Linked DNA regions of Homo sapiens: region 2 is linked to region 1. Evidence: read pairs that join two places in POLR2A ChIA-PET (ENCODE). Cell type or tissue: CD4-positive, alpha-beta T cell. All regions are shown on one strand. Each heading gives the region's core, and the rest is flanking DNA. Links, peaks and the distances in the headings are about the cores only.

Region 1 (8,229 bases), core at 2,548-5,047:
CCTCCAGATCTCCAGCTCAGCCCCTCCAACTCTTCAACCCTTGGTACATATCCTCCACTGTTACTGCCTGCCCCCAAGAGCTAAGGAAGGGGGCCTCAAGACCACACAACAATGGAAGGAAACCCCTTGTCAGGGAAGGAAGATTCTAACTGGAGCCCTCAATGCTCCAGAAAGATTATCTTTCCGGTTCCCATTGTAAAGAGAGCAACTCACAATCACCCCACTACCCATAAGCTCTCACTGCCCTTTTCCTCCCCCACCCCCACCCCCCAAACAGGCTGATTTGTTTACCTTTTATCACTCTGTTAAAAAATTAGTTCTTACAGGTCCTTCTCCCAGGATGAGGGCAAAAGACAGCCTGGGCCTCCTCTGTTATTTTAAGGCAAGATATGTCGGCTTGAAGTCTGCTCTGAGATCTTGTGGGGAGGGCGGCAGGGCTTGTTATATGAGGGTCAAGTCAATAATAAGACCTGCTGGCCAGGCGCGGTGGCTCTCGCCTGTAATCCCAGCACTTTAGGAGACCAAGGCAGGTGGATCACCTGAGGTCAGGAGTTCGAGACCAGCCTGGCCAACGTGGTGAAACCGTCTCTACTAAAAATACAAAAACTAGCCGGATGTGGTTGCACGTGTCTGTAGTCCCAGCTACTCGGGAGGCTGAGGCAGGAGAATTGCTTGAACCCGGGAGGTGGAGGTTGCAGTGAGCCGTGATCATGCCCACTGCACTCCAGCCTGGGCGACAGAGCAAAACTCCATCTCAAAAAAAAAAAAAACCTGCTCACATCCAGGGTCTTCGGATCACCTTGTCCGTGGCCAATGAGAAAAATGCTTCCCTTCCCTCCAGGCCTTTTCCTGCCTGTCCCCAGTCCCTTCAACTGTCCCTGGCTTCCCAGGGCTCCTCCCCTCCCCCTCCAAACTTGCTACTTGCCAACACCATCTACCTTCCGCACCCCCATATCCCACTTTTTTATTCAACGTCCCCATCAGGTGTAGGAGAAGCTAAAGCCCACGTGTACATCTCTGTCTCTGACCATGAATCCATCGAGGTGATATGCCTGAACCCCAAGGCCGGTGGACGGGCACTGGGGGAACTCTTCAATTTCCACTACTTGAGTGCTTGCTTGCCTACATTGACAAATGGATCTCTCACTTTTCAACTTGAGCAGAGTGGATTCTTCTTGCTAAAGGCTGAAGTACTTGCTGAGTTGCAAGTTTTAGAAAATGAGGCCATTGTGGGGCTATTTCTGAGGGAAAGGAAGACCTGCAGTGCCAGCGCCAGCCCCGTCCACCTCCCACAAGAATCGGGCACCATTCTTTTTACATTGGGGAAAATTCCATCTCCTATTTCAAGAAAAATAACTGAATCTGGCTTCATCTTCTGCCAAAGTATACACTGTGAGGAGATGGCAAGGGTTTAATTCTTAGAGACAGTGAGAAGCAAGTGACCAAAAGGAACTTCAGGATGAAGATGACTTTTCAGTATCTAAGAGGGCTTTGCTGGTGAAGCCCCTGCAGTTAAGGTGTCAGCTATGGGATAACCGGGGGTGGGGGTAGGAGAGACCCCCTCACCATGGCATCCTGCTGGGAGCATAGCCGGTCTGTGTGAGGAGCAGAGTCAGCCTCCCAGGAAAGGGCAAAGAAAGGTGGGGTTCATGGTCACTTTTGAAAACCAGCTTCCCAGGGCTTTGCCTGTAACAAAGTATCATGCACTGGGGGGCTTAAACAATGGAATTTTATCTTCTCACAGTTCTGGAGGCTGGAAGTCTGAGATCAAGGTGCCAGCAGGGTTGGTTCCTTCTGAGGCCTCTCTCTTTGGCTTGTAGATGGCTGTCTTCTGGCTGTATATCTTCACAGTCTTCCCTCTGTATGTGTCTGTGTCCTAATTTCCTCTTCTTATAAAGACACCAGCCATATTGGATTAGGGCTTACCCATATGACCTCATTTTAACTTAATTACCGCTTTAAAGACCCCATTTCCAAATACTGTCACATTCTGGGGCACTGAGGGGTTAGGACTTCAACATATGTTCTGAATTGCATACCCTGAAAATTCCTTTGTTGAAGTTTTTGCTTCCACAATTACAACCTATTCAAACTGCAATCGATATAGTGCTGGGACTGGGAGAAGCTGCAGGGTTGCAGATCACACATAAAAAGGTCCTCGTCTACCCCAACCCCAGGCTTCTTTCTGCCTAAATTCTCCTCAGCATCCAAGTCTTGCCTCTGCAAGAAGCCCTCCCTGTCCCCTGAACTCACATGGAGTTTTCCCTTTGTCAAATTTCACAAGGAAGGATCGTTCAAGTCATGCTTTCTGCATCCTGAGTGTAAATCATAAATTCGCTTTTTTTTTTTTTTTTCGAGACAGTGTCTTTCTCTGTTGACCAGGCTGGAGTATAATGACACATTCACACCTCATGGCAGCCTTGACCTCCTGGGCTCAAGTGATCCTCCTGCCTCAGCCTCCTTTCTGAGTAAGATCTTTAAGAATAAGCCACCCCCATCCTAACACACACACACGCACACACACACACACACACACACACAAGTGGCCAGTATCTATTTCCTCCCTCTCCCAGCCAGGCAGTTTAGGGAGTTGGAGTTGGCTGCACATCCAGCTCTAGGGATCAACCAGATTGGCTTAATTCAAAAGGGAAGATACACATGACCAAATTGGTCCAATCAGAGTGAATATCAGGATTCTTGATGGGAATGCTGGAACACAGGGTCTCTCTTCTGGGCTGGGTTTGGTTGTACAGCATGTGAGTTCTAGAGTAGAGCAGCTACAATTGGGTGGGCAGGTGGCAGGAATGGGGGCTGGAAGTTCCAGGAATCTGGATGGGGTTGGGGGGTGGGGGCAGGGAACCACTACTGTGTGTAACCATGAAACCCATCCAGAGGAAACAGAGCAGATAATGGGTGCTGGTGGCATCATTTAAGCCCTAGATGAAGCCATACCTGAAGTAGGTTACCTCTGGACCATTCAGTAACATAAACCAATCAATTTCCCCTTTTGCTAATATTGAATTGGGTTGGGTTCACAATGGAAAAATCACTAAATGATATAATTTCTTTGGGATCCTCCAAAGAGCCTAACCCCAGGATAGTGTGGACACTCAATAAATACAAGTATGCACCACATAATGACGTACCAGTCAACAACATATTGTATATACGACAGTGGTCCCGTAATATTATAATACTGTATTTTTACTGTAACTTTTCTATGTGTAGAGATGTTTAGATACACAAATACCACTGTATAACAATTACCTGCAGTATTCAGTACAGTACATGCTGTACAGGTTTGTAGCCTAGGAACAACAGGCTATACCATGTAGCCTAAGTGTGTAGTAAGCTATACCACATAGGCTCGTAGAAATATATGCTATGATGTTCATACAATGACGAAATCCCCTAACCAAACATTTTTCAGAACATATCCCCTTCATTAAGTGACACATGACTGTACTAGAGCATTACAAAGCCTCAATCTATGAAGGCTTTGTAGATAAGAAAACTGTGACCAGGGGTAAAGGGATTTACCAAGTCTCAGGAGCCAGTTAGTGGCAGAGCCTGGATGACAGCCTAGATCTCCAATCTAGTGCCATTCCCACTGCACTGGAAGGGATGAGGGCCACTGTTCCTCCTCCCTTGATCCGCCAACCTAGTCCCTGCAGGAGAGGGAGGAGCTGAGAAAGCCAGTGTGAAGCCACAGCACCCTCAACCCCCCAGATAGGAAGACTTGGTTGCAAGCCAGGAGGCCAGAGGAGAGGCGAGGCAGGAAATTGAGTGGCTCCACGTCAACCACACGTTCTGAGTCACCTGGGGGCTGTCAGTAAGAAGATAGTGCAAAGATGGTGAGCAGCTGCCAACCCAGGCAGCAGGCATGTCGGTGTCCTCAGGACCCCAGAGGGCCCCATTGCAGGCTCTAGGGAGACCTCTACCCTCAAGAAGGCTATCTCCGAAGGGGCGCGGTGGCTCATGCCTGTAATCCCAGCACTTTGGGAGGCCAAGGTGGGCGGATCACGAGGTCAGGAGATCGAGACTATCCTGGCTAACATGGTGATACCCCGTCCCTACTAAAAATACAAAAAATTAGCCGGGCATGGTGGCGGGCGCCTGTAGTCCCAGCTAGTCGGGAGGCTGAGGCAGGAGAATGGTGTGAACCTGGGAGGCGGAGCTTGCAGTGAGCTGAGATCGTGCCACTGCACTCCAGCCTGGGCAACAGAGCGAGAATGAAACTCCGTCTCAAAAAAAAAAAAAAAAAAAAAAAAGAAGGCTGTCTCCAAGTGGGGTGGTGGGCTTAGCAGGCTCCAGAAGGGGCAGAAATGTGTGTCGGGGCAGAGTCACGTGTCTGGCAGCTGGGCTGTGAAGACTGGCAGGGGTGGGGAGTGGATTGTGCAGAATAGAATATCTGGGATACCTTGGGCATCTCTCTCCAACATGGCAGCTTCAGGGTAGCCAAATTCTTAAATGGCAGCTCAGTGCTTCAAAGACATGTGGGAGGGAGGGAGAGAGGGAGAGAGGGAGAGAGGGCGAGGGGGAGAAGGAGTGAGAGAGAGAGAGAGGTGAAAGCCATATCACCTTTTCCAACCTGGCCTCACAGCATCACCTCTGGTTCATTCAATTCATTGGAAATGTCTGGTCCATATTCAGAGGAGAATTAGGCTCCACCTGGTTGGGAGGACTGTCAAAGAAAGTCTAGATATGGTATTTTATTTGTTGTTGTTTGAGACAGGATCCTGCTCTGTCATCCAGGCCGGAATGCAGTGGTGTGACCATGGTTCACTGTATCCTCGACCTCCTGGGCTCAAAAGATCCTCCTACCTCAGCCTCCCTAGTAGCTTGGACCACAGGCATGTGCCATCGCACCTGGCTTATTTTTTTTTAGAGATGGAGTCTCTCGCTAATGTTGCCCAGGCTGGTCTTGAACCCCTGGGCTCAAAGGATCCTCCCACCTTGGCCTCCCAAACTGCTGGGATTACAGGTATGAGCCACTGCACGTAGCTGAGACATGGTTTTCAACCATGTTAGAAGCCATACCTGGCAGACAACAAGGAGCCGGTGTCCCTAACCCTGTACAATGCCAGCGCTTCCTGGCACTGCCTAAATCTGGACCTTCTGAACACGAGGGATAAAGTGAATGCTATCTTGGACATACCAATGTCATGTGGGGTTTTTTGGTTACTCTCAGCCAAAGCTAATCCTAGCTGATACTGAGCACATGAACTGCCACGTCCTATTCCCGGCACGGAGCAAGCTCTCAAGCCAAAACTTGCTAAGTGAGAGTGGGTGGGCTGATGGAAGGAGGGAGGGAAGGAAAATGCAGCAGTGAACACACTGGACTACAGATCTCAAATACGCTGTTCCATTGGCCAGTAGATTCACTTGTATTTGTTACGCTGTATCCCAATATCTATTTGTTAAAGTGAAAAAACATGCAAAGAAAACCTTAAGTTAACATATAAGGAAGTAGAGGCCAAACAGTAAGTACCTGTGGATGGAATGGATGAATAAATGAGCAATTACAGGACATAAACAGGCAAGGGAAGGTCCCCAAAGCAAAGGCTTTCAGATTAGTCAAGGTGCCCAGGCTGGCTCAAGGCCACATTATGAAAAAGTCCTTTGTCCTAGAAGCCTCTTCTTTTACCTCTCTCTTCCTACTCCACTTTCTCATTCTTCTCTTGCTTTTCCCCCTCCTCTTTCCCTCTTTCTCCTTCTGTTCTTTTTTTTTTTTTTTTTTTTTTTTTTTGAGACAGGATCTCACTCTGTTGCCCAGGCTGGAGTGCTGTGGCACGATCTTGGCTCACTGCAGCCTCTGCCTCCCGGGTCCAAGTGATTCTCCCACCTCAGCCTCCCAAGTAGCTGGGATTACAGGCACACCCCACTACACCTGGCTAATTTTCTATATTTTTAGTAGAGACGAGGTTTCACCGTGTCAGCCAGGCTGGTCTCAAACTCCTGACCTCAGGTGATCCACCTGCCTCGGCCTTCCAAAGTGCTGGGATTACAGGTATGAGCCACCGCGCCCGGCCTTCCTCTTTTTCGTCTTCCCCCTTCTTCTTCTCTTTCTCCTCCTTTCTCTTCCCCCCTTCCTCTCTCCCTCCTCTTTTCCCTTCTTTGTCCTCCTTCTCCCTCTTCTCCTTCCCCCACCCACCTCTCTCTTTCCACAGCCACCTGGTATATATTCTTAGCCCCGTACCCGCCCACCGCCACACACCAAAATCTAGGCATTTCCTGATGTCCTGGACAAAGGGAAGGGAAAACCAATCAAACCATCAATCCCAGTTCCCTGACAGGCCTGGCAAATGTGGTCCCAGCACTCCGTCCATCCTTCTCTCCCTTCCCCTCACCACTTCCCTCATGCTCCAGCCTCTTCACCACCCCCTCCTATTCTGGTCAACTCCTACTCGTCATTCACCATCCTGCTCAGATGTCACCTCCTCTAGAAAAGGCGTCAACCCAAGCCGACACAGCAGGCCCTATTGGGGTAGGTGCCTCTCCCGTGTGCTTCCAGAAGCCCCTGCTCACCTGTGTCAGAACACGCAGCCCACTGGAGTGGAACAGTCTGCCTTGGTCTCCACCAAGAGCCGTGGAGTTGCAGGGAAGGTGCATTCCCATTGCAGAACCTCCAAGAGCCTGCCCTCCAGAAAACCTGCGAGAGTGACTCTACCAGCTTAGTCATCCCTGAATTATGGCAAAGACTAACCCTAAAGTAGCATTTCCTGGGTTGCAGGACATGGGGTAAGTGTCCTCTTGGTGTCTCTTATATCAAGGTGGCTGGGCAGCCCCTATATTGTGTCTGGACCCAAAGAAGCACTGGATGTTCCTTGGGCTGGTTCCCTGGAATTCGAGGGCTTTTCTTTTCTTTTTTCTTTTTTTGAGAAAGGGTCTCAGTCTGTCACCTGGGCTGGAGTGCAGCGGCATGATCATGGCTCACTGCAGCCTTCACTTCCTTGACTCAAGCTATCCTCCCATCTCAGCCTCCTGAGTAGCTGGGACTACAGGTGTGCACAACCACGCCTGACTAATTTTTTAATTTTTTGTAGAGATGGAGACTCACTTTGTTGCCCAGGCTGGTCTCAAAATCCTGAGCTCAAGTGATCCTCCCGCCTCGGCCCCCCAAAGTGCTGGGATTACAGACATGAGCCACTGCACCCAGCCGAATTCAAGTTTTATTTATTTATTTCAATTATTTTTTTTCTTCTTGAGATAGGGTCTCACTCTTTCACCCAGGCTGGAGTGCAGTGGCATGATCACAGCTCACTGCAGCTTCGACCTCCACGGCCCAAGTGATCCTCCCACCTCAGCCTCCTGAGTACCTGAGACCACAGGTACTTGACACCATGCCCAGCTAATTTTTTGTATTTTTCATAGAGATGGGGTTTTGCCACATTGCCCGGACTGGTCTCAAACTCCTGGTCTCAAGCCATCTACCCTCCTAGGCCTTCTGAAATGCTGGGATTACAAGCATAAGCCACCACACCTGGCCTCAAATTCAAGTATTTAACATGTTTAAGCCACATCTTTTCCACTCTGTCTCCAGACACCTCTGTTGTGATACACTGTATTTCTCAATTATGGCCACAGTGATATTTCTGGTCCCATATGTTCTTCCAGGATCTCCTTACTCCCTCAAGAGGTGGTGTCTTTTTCCTCTCCCCTTGAACCTGGGTGGGTGACTCTTCCAACCCATAGAATATGGTGGAACTGATGCCATGTGGTTTGTGATGCTAAGTCACAACATGCAAACAGCTTCTGCTTGGTGCCCAGGAGCTCTCTTTTGGGACACTGACCTTTGGAACCTAGTCGCCATGCTGTGAGAAAGCCCAAACTACACAGAGAGGTCGTGTGTAAATATGTGACCAACAGCCCCAGCTGAGGGCTTTAAGGACAGCCAGCATCAACTGGCAGACCTATGAGTGAACAAGCCTCCTTTCCAGGATGTGAGTGTTGCCTGACAAGGAAACCCCCCTTCCCGTGTCTGCAGTAGCAGAGAAGCCCTGGGGCAGAAAATGAAAGGCAGAGATGACTGGTACTCACTTTGGGTGAGACGCTGTCAGTGTGAGTTGAGTCAAAGCCCTCACGGAATGGTCCACCAAGGCCACAGCTGGAAGCAGCAGAGGTGAGGCCTCAAGGAAGTGAGCCAAGGCACCAGAGGCAAATGATCCAGCAATTTCTTTAACCCCCTTTGCCTCAGTTTCATCATATGAAAAATGGAAATCCTAACAG
Region 2 (8,229 bases), core at 2,831-5,330, 330 kb after region 1:
GAGTGAGCCACCACACCTGGCCTTTTTGTTTTTTTGTTTTTGTTTTTGTTTTTTGTTTTTTGTTTTTTGTTTTTTGTTTTGAGACGGAGCCTAGCTCTGTCATCCAGGCCTGGAGTGCAATGGCGCGATCTCAGCTCACTGCAACCTCTGCCTCCTGGGTTCAAGCGATTCTCCTGCCTCAGCCTCCTGAGTAGCTGGGATTACAGGTGCGTGCCACAGCGTCCGGCTAATTTTTGTATTTTTTGGTAGAGACGGGATTTCACCATGCTGGCCAGGCTGGTTTTGAACTCCTGACCTCAGGTGATCCGCCCACCTCAGCCTCCCAAAGTGCTGGGATTACAGGCGTGAACCACCGCACCTGGCCCACACCTGGCCTTTAAAAAAAAATTTTTTTTTATTTTTATTTTTTTATGAGACAGAGTCTCTCTGTTGCCCAGGCTGGAGTGCAGTGGCTTGATCTCGGCTCATTGCAACCTCTGCCTCCTGGGTTCAAGGGATTCTTGTGCCTCAGCCTCCCAAGTAGCTGAGACTACAAATGCGCACCACCATACCTGGCTAGTTTTTTGTATTTTTAGTAGAGACAGGATTTTGCCATGTTGGCCAGCCTGGTCTCAAACTCATGGCCTCAAGTGATTTGCCTTCTTTGGCCTCTCAAAGTGCTGGGATTACAGGCGTGAGCCACCCTGCCTGGCTGGCCTAGAGATATTTTTCAGGCCAATATTTTCTACCAGGTATTGGCAAACTTTTTCTGCAAAGGTTCAGAGAATAACTATTTTAGGCTTTGCAGGCCATATGGTTTCTGTGGCAACTATTCAACTCTGCTGCTGTAGGGCAGCCACAGATAATATATAAAATAATGAGTGGGGCTATTTTTCAATAAAACTTTATTTACAAAAACAGGCAGCTGGCCAGATCTGGCACACAGGCTGTAGATTGCTATAGAATCTACAGCGGTGCTGTCCAACAGAAATATAATGCAAGCCACTTTTGTAGCTGCAGGGAGAGGAGATGTCTCCCCAGCATCATTCCCCTGCATTCAGTAGAACCACCTCCCCTAGTACAGAAGAAAGCAACCAGGCAGAGCATCAGAGAGAGGTAGGTGCTTGAGGCAGCAAGTTGTCAGAGTACAGCAAATTGTCCATCACAGCTGCAGGCAGACTCAAGTAGGCCAAGGGCATAAGGGACAGGGCATCAATAGTATCTGCCTCAGGTAGCAAACCTGAGAATGAAGCCTGAGCCTTGGAAGGTAGAGCAGTGAAATGAGGAGGTATGAGGGCATTGGGGATTTTATGATGTCGCTGGATCAAGGCTTGCCCGAAGTGAGATATACCTCTGGACTTTTCGGTCATGTGAACCAGTCCATCCTCCAATCAATATTTAAGCCAGGGGCCGGGTGCAGTGGCTCACACCTGTAATCCCAGCACTTTGCGGGGTCGAGGCTGGAGGATGGCTTGAGCTCAGGAGTTTAAGACCAGCCTGGCCGACATGACGAAACTCCAGCTTTACAAAAATTACAAAAATTAGCCAGGTGTGGTGGCACGTGCCTATAGTTCCAGCTACTTGGAAGGCTGAAGTGGGAGGATGGCTTCAGAGCAAGACCCCCCATCTCAAAAAAAAAAAAAATTAAGCCAATTCAGTGGAGGTTTCTGTGTCTTGTAACAGAAAGCAGTTTTTACTGTTCCAGGAATTAAACAGGTTAATTATCTTGATAATTCTTTGGATGCTGAATATCTTCACTATGAGAATTAAGATTGGCAGAGATATCGATATTCTCATTTAAAGTATTTCTTGAGCCTGGTGCAGTGGTTTGCACCTCTAATCCCAGCTACTCTCAAGGCTGAGGTGGGAGGATACCTTGAGGCCAGGAGTTTGAAACCAGCTTGGGCAACATCGTGAGATCCCGTCTCTAAAAAATTTTTTTTTAATTATCTGGGCATGGTGACACACACCTGCAGTCCCCGCTACTCGGGAGGCTGAGGTAAGAGGATCGCTTGAGCCCAGGAGTTTGAGGTTACAGTGAGCTATGACTGCATCACTACATTCCAGCCTGGGTGACAGAGCAATATCCCATCTCTAATAAGTAAATCAATATTTTAAAAATTAAAAAAATTAAAATAAGGTTGGAGCAGTCCTCCCACAGTCATTTAGCTGTCCTAAAACCACTTTCATCCACCCTGACTTGGATCTGTAGCCCAGCCCACTGTTCAAGTCCTCTGAGGTTTCCCTCTCTCCCATGCTCCTTGGGAAGGTGGCATTTTGTCGTGTGGGTAAAGGAAGACTTACATAATTCTGAATTACACAGGATGACACTCAGTTGCCTGTACATGAAACCCAACAACTGTGGTGGCTTAACTGGACTTAATCATATAGTCTCAGGCAATGAGAAGTCAGGCTAATACAGTCCAGGTCTGGAATGGTGGTCCACGAAGGCCAAGAAGGAGCCAGGGTCTTTCTGTCTTTCCCTTCCTCCAGCCTTAGCAGTGGCTGCCGTATTTCCAGCCCCAGGCCCTTGCTCCAGCAAGAGGAGAAAGTGACAGAAGAGGCGGTGCCAGCTGATTTCTGCCTGTGTCCCATTGGCTAGAAAAGAGTCACGTGGTCACTCCTGCTGCACAGATGTCTGGGAAAGTGGGTTATTAGCTTTAGAATCTTGCCCTAGAGGACCTTCAGTGAGAGAATAGTTGAAACGAATGTTTAGGGAGCCATCCTACCACACTTAACTCCAGTCTCTTTTGCATTGATGGTGTGGACTCTGTTTACATTTTGCTTCAGCCAACACGCTGAGCCTTCCAGTAACCAGACTACCATGTGCAAGTCAGGGTGGCTTTTTGTTTTTTGTTTGTTTTTTCTGACACAGGGTCTTGCTCTGTTGCCCATGCTGCAGTGCAGTGGGGCAATCATGGCTCACTGCAACCTCAATCTCCCAGGCTCAAGTGATCCTCCTGCCTCAGCCTCCTGAGTAGCTGGGACTACAGGCATGCACCACCATGCCTGGCTGATTTTTTATATTTTTAGTGGAAATGAGGTCTTGCTTTTTTGCCCAGGCTGGTCTCAAACTCCTGAGCTCGAGCAATCCTCCTACCTTGGCCTCCGCAAGTACTGAGATTACAGGCGTGAGCTGCGCTACTGGGCCTGGTTTTTGTTTTTTGTTTGTTTGCTTTTGAGACGGGGATTTGCTCTGTCACCCAGGCTGGAGTGCAGTGGGGCGATCTTGGCTCAGTGCAGCCTTGAGCTACCAGACTCAAACGATCCTCCTACCTCCAGCCTCCCAAATAGCTGGGATTACAGACACACACCACCATGCCTGGCTAATTTTTGTATACATTGTAGACATGGGGTTTTGCCATGTTGCCCAGGCTGGTCTCCAACACCTGCACTCAAGTGATCCACCTAGCTTGGCCTCCCAAAGTGCTGGGATTATAGTTGGGAGCCACCGTGCCTGACCTTTTTTTTTTTTTTTTTTTTTTTTTGAGACAGGCTCTCACTCTGTCACTCAGACTGGAGTGCAGTGGCTCAGTCTGGGCTCACTACAGCTACAGCCTCAACCTCCCAGGCTCAAGTGATTCTCCCACCTCAGCCTCCCCAGTAGCTGGGATTACAGGTTTGTGCCACCAAGTGTGGCTAATTTTTTTTTTTTTTTTTAAAGACAGGGTCTCACTCTGTTGCCCAGGCTGGTCTTGAACTCCTGGACTCAAGGGATCCTCCCGCCTTGGCCTCCCAAAGTGTTAGGATTACAAGCGTGAGCCACCGCACCTGGCCCTTTAAGTTGAATTCATTTTGTTGTTTGATGGGGCAAGGGTGTGAAAGAAATTTCCGATTACATATAGAGGAGCTGAGAAATACTTCTTTTTTGTTTTTTTGAGAGACAGGTTTTGCTCTTGTTGCCCAGTGCAGTGATGTGAACATAGCTCACTGTAACCTTGAATTCCTTCCTGGGCTCAAGCGATCCTCCTACGTCTCAGCCTCTCGAGTAGCTGGGACTACAGGTGTATGCCATCATGCCCAGCCAAACTTCTTTTTTTTTTTTTTTTTTTGAGATGGAGTTTCGCTCTTGTTGCCCATGCTGGAGCTCGGCTCACTGCAACCTCCGCCTCCCAGGTTCAAGGAATTCTTGTGTCTCAGCCTCCCATGTAGTTGGGATTGCAGGTGTGTACCACCATGCCCAGCTAATTTTTTAAATTTTTAGTAGAGACAGGGTTTCACCATGTTGGTCAGGCTGGTCTCGAACTCCTGGCCCCAGGTGATCCACCCGCCTCAGCCTCCCAAAGTGCTGGGATTACAGGCGTGAGCCACCGTGCCTGGCCTCAGACTTATTTTTAAAAAAACTTTTCGGGGAATTCAGGGAAGATCATATAGGTTTGACTGGTGAATCCTTAAGAACAGAAAGTGCTAAGCCACCAACTTCTTTCCCTCACTGATGTAGACCATTGGGGAGTCTCTTAGATTCTACTGGTGGTGAGTGAGCCATCAGAAGCTAAACAATGACACCAAGCTTCCGGGTGGTGAAAATCTTATATTTTTTGAGGATTTTAGTGGTCACCAAACCCTTATCCCTCATGAAAAAGGCTTTTTGTTTTGGCTTCTTGCACTTTCTGGAACCCCCAGCATTCTCACCATTTCTCCTCCTGGTAGTTTATGGTGAAAAACAAAAACAAAAACAAAAAAACCCATCCCAACAAATTTCCTTTCCTGTTTGGCTTTCCAGAAAAAAGCCTAAGTGCTTGTATTATTTTCCACTTTTAATCACTGCTCGACGGAGATGGAAAGTTAAGTCATGTAATTGCTTTTGTGTTGTATAGCTCTTTTCACTATTTTGGAAAAAAGAAATAGTTCAATGGATAAAATGTGGGTTTGCACCAAACCCCAAACATCACAAGCCTTAATGGCAACCATGTGTTATTCCTGAGAATATGCATCTAATTTATTTAAGAAAAAGAAGAAAAATACAGCACTGCTTAACTTGGACACAGAGTAAGCCAGAAAGTGCCAAAGACATTTGGGGACAGATTCGCTGTTTCAGGTATCTCAAAGTAAAAAATAGGTTTTATGAACATTTGAGATGTAGATTGCAACAGGAATATTTGAGGCAAGATTGTCTTCCCAAAACTCTTGAGTCATAAAACATGTGTCTCAGGGTTGGAAGGCTGGAAATGCCTGGAGGCACAGCTGGCCCATCCTGCCGCCTTCTGCCTGGATTGTCCACAAAGCGACGAGGCTGGCATGTGACCCTCTGAGCAGCTGCCAAGAAGAGGACACATAAACAGGTGGAGCTGCAGCAAGACTGTGCAGAAGAGGTCCAGTCCAGCCCCCGGCCCCCTGCACCTTCTTCCGATCTGTTGCAACCAGAGATTTCCTGCAGCCCTGGCCCTAGCAGTGCGCACCCTGGGAATGGCATGAGGATGGGGGCTCTTCATGGAGATCGAGTCTTGGCCCAACACTAATCCTTCCCCTGAGAAGCCTCAGTGGGCTAGGGGTAGTAGAGGAATTAACTTAGATGCTCACTTGGTTCCTGGGCCTATGACTTTTTTTTTTTTTTTTTTTGAGAGCGAGTCTTACTCTGTCGCCTAGGCTGGAGTGCAGTGGCGAGATTTCGGCTCACTGCAACCTCCGCCTCCCAGATTCAAGCAGTTCTCTGCCTCAGCCTCCCCAGTAGCTGGGATTGCAGGTGCTTGCCACCACACCTGGCTAATTTTTTTTTTTTGAGACGGAGTCTCGCTCTGTCGCCCAGGAGGGAGTGCAGTGGCACGATCTTGGCTCACTGCAAGCTCCGCCTCCGGGGTTCACGCCATTCTCCTGCCTCAGCCTCCTGAGTAGCTGGGACTATAGGCGCCCGCCACCACGCCTGGCTAATTTTTTGTATTTTTAGTAGAGACGGGGTTTCATCGTGTTAGCCAGGATGGTCTCGATCTCCTGACCTCATGATCTGTCCACCTCGGCCTCCCAAAGTGCTGGGATTACAGGCGTGAGCCACCGCGCCCGGCCTAATTTATGTATTTTTAATAGAGATGGGGTTTCACCATTTTTGCCAGCCTGGTCTTGAACTCCTGACCTCGTGATCCACCCACCTTGGCCTCCCAGAGTGCTGGGATTACAGGTGTGAGCCACCGTGCCCGGCCAGGCCTGTGACTTTTGACCACTAAATCACAGTTTCCAACTGAAAATGCCCATGCAGAGCTAGCCTGGTGTGCCCCAATTTAGTGTTTGCACAGGGGCTCGAATCAGAGCTGTGTTTCCAAGTACCCCAGTCTCAAGTTGTAAAGTGGCTAGGAATTTTTGCTTGGTCACAAACTCTGGTGTGCAAAGAGCAATGCTCTCTATTTTCCTGAAACTAAACTTGGCTCTTGAGTCCCCATTTCCACTGATGATGGAAGAGGTAAGCGTGCCAATTCTAACCAACTCAAGTACTGCCAGTTTAAAGGCAGTCCCTTCCAGAGTAAATGGGATTCTCACTTGTCCTCCACCTCCTCCTTCCCTTCTCCCCTGGGGCAATCAAAAGCTGAGCCCTGGTTCTGGCATGAGGAAGGGACTCACCTGCCCCCACCGGTACTCACTGACTTCTGCCTGCCCAAGTATCTATCTCCAGCTGCATCCCAAACCACCCCAAAACTTAGCAGCTTAAAACGAACACAACAGTGATTTTTCTCATACAATCTGTCATTTGAGCAGGGCTTGGTGGGGACAGCTATCTCTGCTCCACGTAGTGTCAGCTGGGGTGGTTCGAAGGGTGGGTGCTGGGATCATCTGAGGGCTCTGACAATTGATGCTACTGTCATCTGTGACCTCCTCTGGGGCTGTCAGCTGGGACACATGGCCTCTGCTTGTGGCCTGGGCTTCCTCATAGCATGGCAGCTGAGTTCTAAGGGTCAGTGGACAGAGACAGAATGGAGACAGCCAGGCAGAAACCAATTTGCCTTTCATGACCCAGTCCTCAGAAATCATGTGGTGTCACTTTTGTCACATTTGTTTGTCAAGGCAGTCACAAAGGCCTGCCCAGTTTCAAGGGGTGAGAGAAATAAGCCCCACCTCTTGAGGAGGGAGTGGCAAGGTTCTGGAGGAGGATGTGAGGTCATATACAGTGGCAAGGCCACTTTCAGAATACAATCTGCTACAACCTCTCTTCTCAGTGCATTCTTACCACTGACCTTTTTAGATCTGTTATGGTCTCTGGTTTAGTTCATTCAGCCGGTTCAGTTCATTCAACCCACTAGGGTTTCTGCACTGCTACCCAGAGGCCTCTTGGTGTTCCAGCCTTAAAGCCATGTCTGTGCCCATCTTGAGGACAGGGAAAATTTGCAGAGTTCTTTTTTTTTTGTCCGAGACGGAGTCTTGCTCTGTCACCCAGGCTGAAGTGCAATGGCACCATCTTGGTTCACTGCAACCTCCGCCTCCTGGGTCCTGGTTCAAGCAATTCTCCTGCCTCAGCCTCTTGAGTAGCTGGAATTACAGGAATGTGCCACCATACCCACCTAATTTTTGTATTTTTAGTAGAGACAGGGTTTTGCCATGTTGGCCAGGCTGGTCTTGAACTCCTGACCTCAAGTGATCCTATGGGCAGAAAAGAGGCGGCCAGGCGTGGTGGCTCACGCCTGTAGTCCCAGCACTTTGGGAGGCTGTGGCGGGTGGATCACGAGGTCAGGAGTTCAAGACCAGCCTGGCAAAGATGGTGAAACCCCATCTCTATTAAAAATACAAAAATTAGCCAGGCATGGTGGCAAGCACCTGTAATCCCAGCTACTGGGGAGGCTGAGGCAGGGAACTGCTTGAACCCGGGAGGCGGAGGTTGCAATGAGCTGAGATCATGCCATTGCACTCCAGCCTGGGCAACAAGAGTGAAACTCCATCTCAAAAAAAAAAAAAAAAAGACAGATATTTTTGGTGCTGCTGCCCCATCTCTTCGTCCCCCTTCCTGCCTTGACCGTGTTGTGTTGAGGAAACTGTCTCTAACCATGTTCTTCCTCTACTCTCACACCACAACAACTGTCAACACAGAAGACTTCTGTGACCAAATGTGGGAGGGGCTTCCCCACACACCAAGCAGCGGGCACCAGCTAGGTGTCCTTGAATTCAGTTTTGACACTGTCTACCCGCGGATAATGTCAGATCCCACAGGTTGAGGGCTCAGTCCCCAAGACTGCCCCCCCACCCCACACACACCTGTTGCAAACCCAGGCCTCTGAAACTTCTGACTGACTGGCTTCAAGTTAAAGTTCCCATGACCCCCTCTTTGGGTTT

Evidence for each region. ChIA-PET counts read pairs that join two places held together with the same protein. Peaks named below come from ENCODE experiments on the same cell type or tissue, not always from the same donor. Only the 100,000 strongest peaks of a DNase experiment are listed, where the experiment ranks them.
Region 2: POLR2A ChIA-PET joins it to region 1 with 8 read pairs; 3 of 35 experiments call an interaction of 5 or more read pairs at or near these places.

The regions. Positions count from the first base shown.
Region 1 is chrX:39,866,642-39,874,870 of GRCh38, forward strand. No RefSeq gene overlaps it. Among named protein-coding and RNA genes, the nearest start is that of MIR1587, 33 kb to the left of the region's middle. RefSeq lists an enhancer at 7,871-8,170. In CD4-positive, alpha-beta T cell, for the core only: no CTCF peak of the experiment used is centred there; a DNase peak (open chromatin) is centred at 3,770.
Region 2 is chrX:40,194,669-40,202,897 of GRCh38, forward strand. No RefSeq gene overlaps it. Among named protein-coding and RNA genes, the nearest start is that of LINC03099, 64 kb to the right of the region's middle. RefSeq lists a silencer at 8,008-8,057. In CD4-positive, alpha-beta T cell, for the core only: no CTCF peak of the experiment used is centred there; no DNase peak of the experiment used is centred there.